2 separate regions of the Homo sapiens genome follow, and region 2 is linked to region 1. The links are chromatin contacts, found by Hi-C or POLR2A ChIA-PET in ENCODE. All regions are on one chromosome and are shown on one strand. Each heading gives the region's core, a stretch centred on a gene start or an enhancer-like site at or near the end of the contact. The rest is flanking DNA. Distances are from core to core; before and after follow the strand shown. Region 1 holds the start of CDH15 (cadherin 15). Region 2 holds the start of CDK10 (cyclin dependent kinase 10).

The links. A loop is a pair of places that touch in the nucleus more often than their neighbours do. ChIA-PET counts read pairs that join two places held with the same protein, here RNA polymerase II (POLR2A). Pooled maps may share reads with other maps.
Region 2: a loop to region 1 is called in a map of naive thymus-derived CD4-positive, alpha-beta T cell, with 16 times the contacts of the local background. The contact joins the promoter of CDK10 here to the promoter of CDH15 in region 1. A Hi-C loop is called at or near these places in 1 of 168 maps with a recorded cell type or tissue (naive thymus-derived CD4-positive, alpha-beta T cell) and 5 of 50 pooled maps. POLR2A ChIA-PET finds 5 or more read pairs at or near these places in 3 of 52 experiments (HEK293 and activated CD4-positive, alpha-beta T cell).

The regions. Positions count from the first base shown.
Region 1 is chr16:89,169,811-89,173,375 of GRCh38, reverse strand. It overlaps CDH15 (cadherin 15), which reads right to left and starts at 1,628. Exons shown (of 14, transcript NM_004933.3): 1 at 1,503-1,628. The coding sequence starts at 1,544. RefSeq lists a silencer at 1,553-2,192.
Region 2 is chr16:89,684,510-89,687,938 of GRCh38, reverse strand. It overlaps CDK10 (cyclin dependent kinase 10), which reads right to left and starts at 1,250. Exons shown (of 13, transcript NM_052988.5): 1 at 1,142-1,250. The coding sequence starts at 1,228. LINC02166 (long intergenic non-protein coding RNA 2166) reads left to right here and starts at 1,027. Exons shown (of 3, transcript NR_184152.1): 1 at 1,027-1,492; 2 at 2,264-3,129. RefSeq lists a silencer at 816-1,065.

The DNA of each region.
Region 1 (3,565 bases), core at 379-2,878:
GGGGCCTTTTGAAAGGCAGACACTCCCAAATCCAAAGGAAGAGGTCTGGAGGAATGTTTTCACAGGCGCCAGCCTCCCCACCACCATGCCCTGGGTTGGGGTGCCAGGGAAGAAACCCTGTCCCCAGAGCAGGTGGGGAAGGGCCCTGGAGGCATGGAGCCCCCCAGCCTGCGCTCCCCGGCAGAGGGCTGAGGGGTGGAGGGCCGGGGGGTGAGCACGCATGCTGAGCCACTGTCTCCCCCCACCACTGTCTCCAGATGGGGGAGTCGGGGGTGGCAGGAGCCGTGGTGCCCTCAGGGGCAGCTGCTGGAGGGTCTGGCTGGCCAGGCGCCTGGTCAGCTGCCAGGGGCTGAAATTGGAGCCAGCTGGAGCTGGGAGGCCTGTGGGAATGAGGGGACTCAGGAAGCCCCTTCAGTGGGGGCTGGGAAAGGAGTGGCTTCCCTTACTCACTGTGTCCAGCACTCCCTGACCACCCCAGGACCACAAGAGCAATGAATACTGTGAGCACCGCTAAGCCCTTTATGTGCATTCTCTCTCGAATTGGCCAGAGAGAGGCTGCCCTCTTGTACCCAGTGACGTCCCAACCACAGCCGGCCATGCCCCAGCCCAGCCCAGTCCCTGGGGGCTGAAGCCACTGAGGCCACATCCTCCATGTCTAGGTCCCCCTAGGGTGTGAGGAGACGTGGCTCCAGCTAGGCAGTACCCATGTCGGGTGTGGGGGGCTGAGGCCTGGGCTTCCTTCCACTCTGGCTTGCTCCCACGTTGGAGAGACCACGGTGCCAGCAGTCCAGACAAGATTTTTAGGGGCAGAGTCCAGCAGCCTCTGGGGGCTGGGCCCCCAGGCCTGATCACCCCAGGCAGCTGCGGCAGGGTCCCAGGTGAAGCCCAGGAACAGAGCCCCCAGGGCTGCCACACGCCACTCTGCAAGGCCGTGTGTTGCGACCTGGCTCGGGCTGGGCCCTCCCAATCGAGAAGTAGCCGTGAGGGTGAGTTCCTGGGGGCAGGGCCTGCAGCCACCCCTGCTGGCCAGGAACTTGGGGTGGGGGGTTTGGACAAAACCCAAGACTAGCCAGGGGTCCTGTGCCCACCGCAGGGAGTCCCTATAGAAACCTGGCCCCCAGCCCCCCAGAGAGGGGCACTCCTGCCGCTCCCCCCTCTCTCTGCTCCACTCAAGACTGGCAACCCCCAGACCCCGGCAGCGGTTCCTCCAAAGAGAGGGCACGGCTACCTGGGTGGCCCCTGCCTGGGGTCCCTGACCCCAGCAGCACTCTGCAGTCCTGGGGGTGATTCCACCAGATGGAGTGTTTGGTTACACTCACTCCCCACAACCCCTGGGGTGCTGCCCCCAGCCCAGGGACCCACCCGGAGCCACTCCGCTCACAGGCCCCCAAAGGCGACCAGGGCCAGTGGTTCTGGGGGAGACCTGTGCGGCTGCAGTTGAAGACACTGTCCCGCAGCGTCGAGGGAGGCAGCGGGGACCCCCGCAGGTGCCGATGCCTTACCTGGGCCAACAGCCCGAGGACGAGGAGGAACGCGGCGTCCATCGGGGCCGAGGCGGGAGCCGGGCCGGAGTGCACCCGCGACCCGAAGAAGCGCGTCCAGGCTGAGTGACAGCGCAAGTGCGCGGGGCGGGCCAGGGCCAGAGACAGAGACAGCACGTGTGAGGGGGGCGGGGAGGGGGCGGGGCAAGGGCTGAGTGACAGCACGAAGGAGGCCTCTGACGGGCCGAGGGCCGGCCTGGGCAGGGCTAAGGCTGAGTGACAGCGTGTTGGCAGGCGGGTGGGGCGGAGCCTCTGGCGAGCTAGGGCGGGGCGCAGGCTGAGTGATAGCCCGTGTGCGAGTGGGGCAGGCGGGGCGGGGCCGGGGCCGAGGGCTGAGTGACAGCGCAGGTGCGCCGGCGGGGCGGTGACCGCACGAGGCTGGTGGGGCGGAGCCAGAGGAGGATGGGGCGGGCGGGGCGGGGCCGAGGGCTGAGTGACACCTTGTGAGAGTGCGGGGTGGGGCCGGGGTGGGGCCGGGGCGGGGCCGAGGGCTGAGTGATAGCTTTTGCGGGGTTCCGGCGGGCAGGGCCAGGGCTAGGTCGGAGATACCCCGGCTTGCTGCGTTGGGAGCAGAGCCAGAGGCCAGGCTGTGGGGAAGGCAGGGTGGGTGCGTCCGGGTCAGGGACCAGCTGGGATTCCTGGCTTCTTCATTTCCTGCTCCTTGGGCCCGGCTCGCCCCTGCTCCAGGGAATCTGCATTGTAGTCCCTGCCGGGGGACACCTCTTGAGCACTTCCTTGGGCCCCTCGCCTCTCTGGCTGCGTCTCCTGCGCCTCCCCGCATCCCACTGAACGCTAGGCCCGCCTTCCACGCACCTCCTCGCGACCTCATTTTGCCCAGCTCTTATTCAGTATGGAACTGCTCTGGTTCACACGCCTCTGATACCAGCGTGGCTCGTAGGACACCCCCAATTCCCCCAGTCCACGCACCTCCTCCAGCATCCCCTTGTTCCCCGAGGCCCCCTGCCTGGAGCACCTTCCTTCCTACAGAACTCCTTCTCATCATCCCTCAACACCCAAGGTCAACGCTGCCGCCTCCTGGAGCCTCCTTGCCACCTCGGCCAGAAGCCCTCCCTCCTGTTGACTGTGGCACCTGTTCTCCCCTTCGAGACCCCGCCCCCTGGGATGGTGTGGGTGTGGCTCAACACCTGCACAGGCCCAGCGCACGGTCAGGAAGGTCCTGGAGAGGGGGTGGAGGGGGCTGGAGGCAGGAGGATCCTTTCTTTTGAGCAGGCAGGGTGGGGAGTGGGGGTTGCCGACCAGCCCAGGGCCGGGCCGGGGAGCCCGTTCCTCTCTGTGATGGGAGCAGACCCGGTACCTCTGCTCTCCTGTCGACGGCGGGTGGCTGTGCAGGTGCAGGCAGCATCTGTGCACTTGGCCTGCTTGAAAGGAGGCCAGGCTGCCCGGGAGGCTCAGGCCAGGACTGTCCCTAGCGCTCACTGCTCCAAGATGAGAGAGGGCAGGGAGTCCATCTCCAGACTGGGAGGCCTCTGGGGCTGGGGTGTAGCCTGTTGGGGACCACCATCCTGCCTCTGTGGTCAGTGACCTCAAAATAGGGGTGGAGAAGCCCTCTGAGTGCTTTTGGTTTTCATCCTCACGGGACTAGTGCAGGGGTGAGGTAGAAGTGCTCGCCCTCCCCCCAGAAAGAGGTCTGGGGAGGCTGCGGTCTGCCAACCCCAGCTCCTCTCCGCTTCCACCCTGCACCCACCTCGCTTCAGCCACCTGCCTCCCACCCACCTCGGGGAGAAACGGAGGCCAAATCCCTCCTCCATGGGATGTGGGGGTCTCTAAGGGAAAGGCTAAGCTGGGCCAGGTCCTGGGTGAGCCCCAAATGCAGGGCGGGGCCAGGGAAGCAGCCGGCTTAACCACTGCGGGAGGGTGTGCTCCCTGGCTGGCGGGCTATCCCCCAGGGGCAGGTGCCCCCGCGAGGGACCCCGCTCCACATGCTCCCAGGGCAGCAGGAAGGTCAGGAGGCAGGAGCCTGGGTCCAGTCCCAGCTCGGAGCCTTGGGCTGGAGGTTCTCCCCC
Region 2 (3,429 bases), core at 1-2,500, 510 kb before region 1:
GCCGCATTTGTCCTCAGTCTGATTCCTTCCTGACACCTGGGGACCGAGTCAGAAGCATCTGGCCTGTCACTCACTGATGGCCTAGTCTCAAACTCCCTTTCCCGCCTTAATTCCCCTTCTCACATCCTCTGCTTGTGCTCTTCTCGACACGCTTATTTCTGGGTGTCCAAATCCTTGTCACACTTCCTGAACTCAAAGAAATGCCAGGCCAGGCTGGGGGCGGTGGCTCACGCCTGTAATTCCAGCACTTGGGAGGCCGAGGCAGGAAGATCACTTGAGCCCAGGAGGCTGACGATGCACTGAGCCGTGATCACGCCACTGCATTCCAGCCTGGGCGAGAGCGCTAGACCCTGTCTCAAAAAAACAACAAAAAAGAAAAGGCCAACTCACTACTTCACCCCAGAGTCCAGCACACGGCTCTCAACGCGGTGAGCGCCTGCTGCACGTCTGGATGAGTAAAGTGTGGCTCCTGTTGTCATCCAGCCACGATCTGTTAATGATTCTTACTGAACACGTGGCTTGGCCTCTCAGAGCACCAGCCAGCAGTTAAAAACACAAACCAGCGGCCAAAGTTCAGGGCTCTCCACCCCCACCAGCCGTGCACCTGGGCAACACCGCCCAACGCCCAGAGGCTCTCTCCTGGTCTCTGCAGAGGGAGGCACCGGCACCTCCGCAAGGGACGCGCCCAGGGTTCGCGTGAAGCCGCCAGGCAGCGCTGGACCCCGCTCCATGCAGCCCAAGCCCAGCGGGAGCCTTCAAGCTCGAACTCGTCGCGGGTGTAAATTCTCCCCACAAACAAGTGGCTCGCGGCTCAGCCTGCAAAGCCCAGCTCGGGCGCTGAACCCAGCAGCGCCCGAGCTGGATCCCGGAGCTTGCTCTTCCCAAGTCCCGGGCCCGTCTCTCCGCGGGCGCGAGGCATCCCTGAGCCCGCCCCGGCCCCTCAGATCTCCAGGGACCGGCTGTCGGGGGTCCTGAGCCCGCCCCGCCCCGGCTTCCGCCCCCGCCGCGGGGAACTCTGGGACTGTCGTTCCCGCCCGTGCCGGAAGCCTCGGCGCGGCAGCGCGACACGAGGCTCCCCAGACCCAGCCGGGCAGTGCCGCTAGCGAGGCGGGCAGAGCTGCCCGGGTGGCACCCCGCGCACCCTGTGTTCCGGAGGCACCGTGAAGAAGCCCTCCTTACGAATACACTTCAGACGGATCTGCTCGCACTCCAGATCTGGCTCCGCCATGCCGAGCGCTGGCCCCGCCTCTCTTGCGCGCAGGCGCAGACGCGGACGGCCCCGCGGCGCAGGCGCGAAAGCTCCTTCCCGGGCTTCCTCTCCTTAGCAACGGTTACCAAGAGACGCTCCCGCGGGTCCGCCCTAGGCGCTGGGCTCCAGGGATCGGCTCCGACTGCTGCAGTTCGGGCCTTATTTTAGGGTGAAGCCCGGGCAGCCGACCCGGCTGCGCCGTAGTGGGAGGCCACGGCGATTACCCAGGTGAAGGTCTTCCAGGTGAGACGGGTTCCCCCAGGTAAGAAGGTCCTCCAGGTGGGAGTCCTTCATGTGGGGAGGTCCTCCAGGTGGGGGGGGAGGGTCCTCTCGGTGGGGGGTCCTCCAGGTAAGAGGATCCTCTAGGTGGGGGGGGGGGGTTCCCCAGGTGAAGGGCCCTCCAGGTAAGAGGATCCTCTAGGTGGGGGGGGGGTTCCCCAGGTGAGGGGACCTCCAGGTAAGAGGATCCTCTAGGTGGGGGAGTCCCCCAGGTGAAGGGCCCTCCAGGTAAGAGGGTCCTCCAGGTGAGAGGGTCCTCCAGCGGAGGGGGTCCCCCAGGTAAGAGGGTCCTCCAGTTGGGAGTCCTTCAGGTGGGGTGGTCCTCCAGGTGAGAGAGTCTTCCAGGTGAGAGGGTCCTCCAGGTGAGAGGTGAAGGTGAAGGTCCTCCAGGTGAGGGTCAGGTCACTTGGTCCAGGGATGTGGCTTCAGCAAGCATTTGGGTGCCTCCTCTGTGTTCAGGACATGGGGACTCCAGGAGACTGAAGGAAGCAAGTGGCAATGTCCATGCTGTCAAGTTCTGTCACAGAAATAAGCAGGAGTGAGTGAAAGACAGGAGAGAAGCTCTGTGAGGGGTGGCATTCAAGCTTAGCTTCTGGGCAGGAAGAGGCAGCTATGTCAGCATTCCCTAACAAGGTTTGGCAAAGTAGATACCTCCCCTCACTCATGGAAGACCTGACTTCCCAGGCTGGTAGAAGCTTCTCTCACAGGCACCTGCCTCTCCAATCTCTTTCACAGCCCAGCCCTGGAAGGTGGAAAAAGAAAAGTTGACATGGAATGTTTAGGAAGCACCATTGGTCCAGGTCCAGGATCGGGGCAGCCAGCATGTCCTCTAATCTGGCTTCACTGTTGAAATCCAGTCGAGCAAGCAGGGCCCAAACCACTGCGAGACCAGCTCGGTCGGGCCCAAACCACCGCCCACTGCGAGACCAGCTCGGTCGGGCCCAAACCACCGCCCACTGCGGGACCAGCTCGGTCGGGCCCAAACCACCGCCCACTGCGGGACCAGCTCGGTCGGGCCCAAACCACTGCCCACTGCGGGACCAGCTCGGTCGTGGAGACCCTAACCCAGCGGCGCTAGAGGAATTAAAGAAACACACACAGAAATATAGGGTGTGGAGTGGGAAATCAGGGGTCTCACAGCCTTCGAAGCTGAAAGCCTCGAACAGAGATTTACCCACATATTTATTGACAGCAAGCCAGTGATAAGCATTGTTTCTATAGATTATAGATTAAAAGCACTTCTTACGGGAAATAAAGGGATGGGTCTGGCTAGTTATCTGCAGCAGGAGCACGTCCTTAAGGCACAGATCGCTCATGCTATTGTTTGTGGTTCAGGAACTCCTTTAAGCGGTTTTCCGCCCTGGGTGGGCCAGGTGTTCCTTGCCCTCATTCCAGTGTGGGAGTCATGGCCATCATGAGCATGTCACAGTGCAGCAGAGATTTTGTTTATGGCCAGTTTTGCGGCCAGTTGATGGCCAGATTTGGGGGCCTCTTCCCAACAGCCCACAGCCAGACCTAGACTCCATTCAGATTGGTTTTGATCAGCATGTAGAAAATGGGGGAGTTGAGTGTGGTATACAAAATGGGGGTGTTGGCCAGGCGTGGTGGCTCATGCCTGTAATCCCAGCACTTTGGGAGTCTGAGGCGGGTCGATCACGAGGTCAGGAGATAGAGACCATCCTGGCTAACACAGTGAAACCCCATCTCCACTAAAAAATACAAAAAATTAGGCAGGCATGGTGGCGGGTGCCTGTAGTTGCAGCTACTCGGGAGGCTGAGGCAGGAGAATGGTGTGAACCCACGGGGCGGAGCTTGCAGTGAGCCAAGATCACACCACTACACTCCAGCCTGGGTGACAGAGTGAGACTCTGTCTCAAAAAAAAAAACAAAAAAAAAAGAAA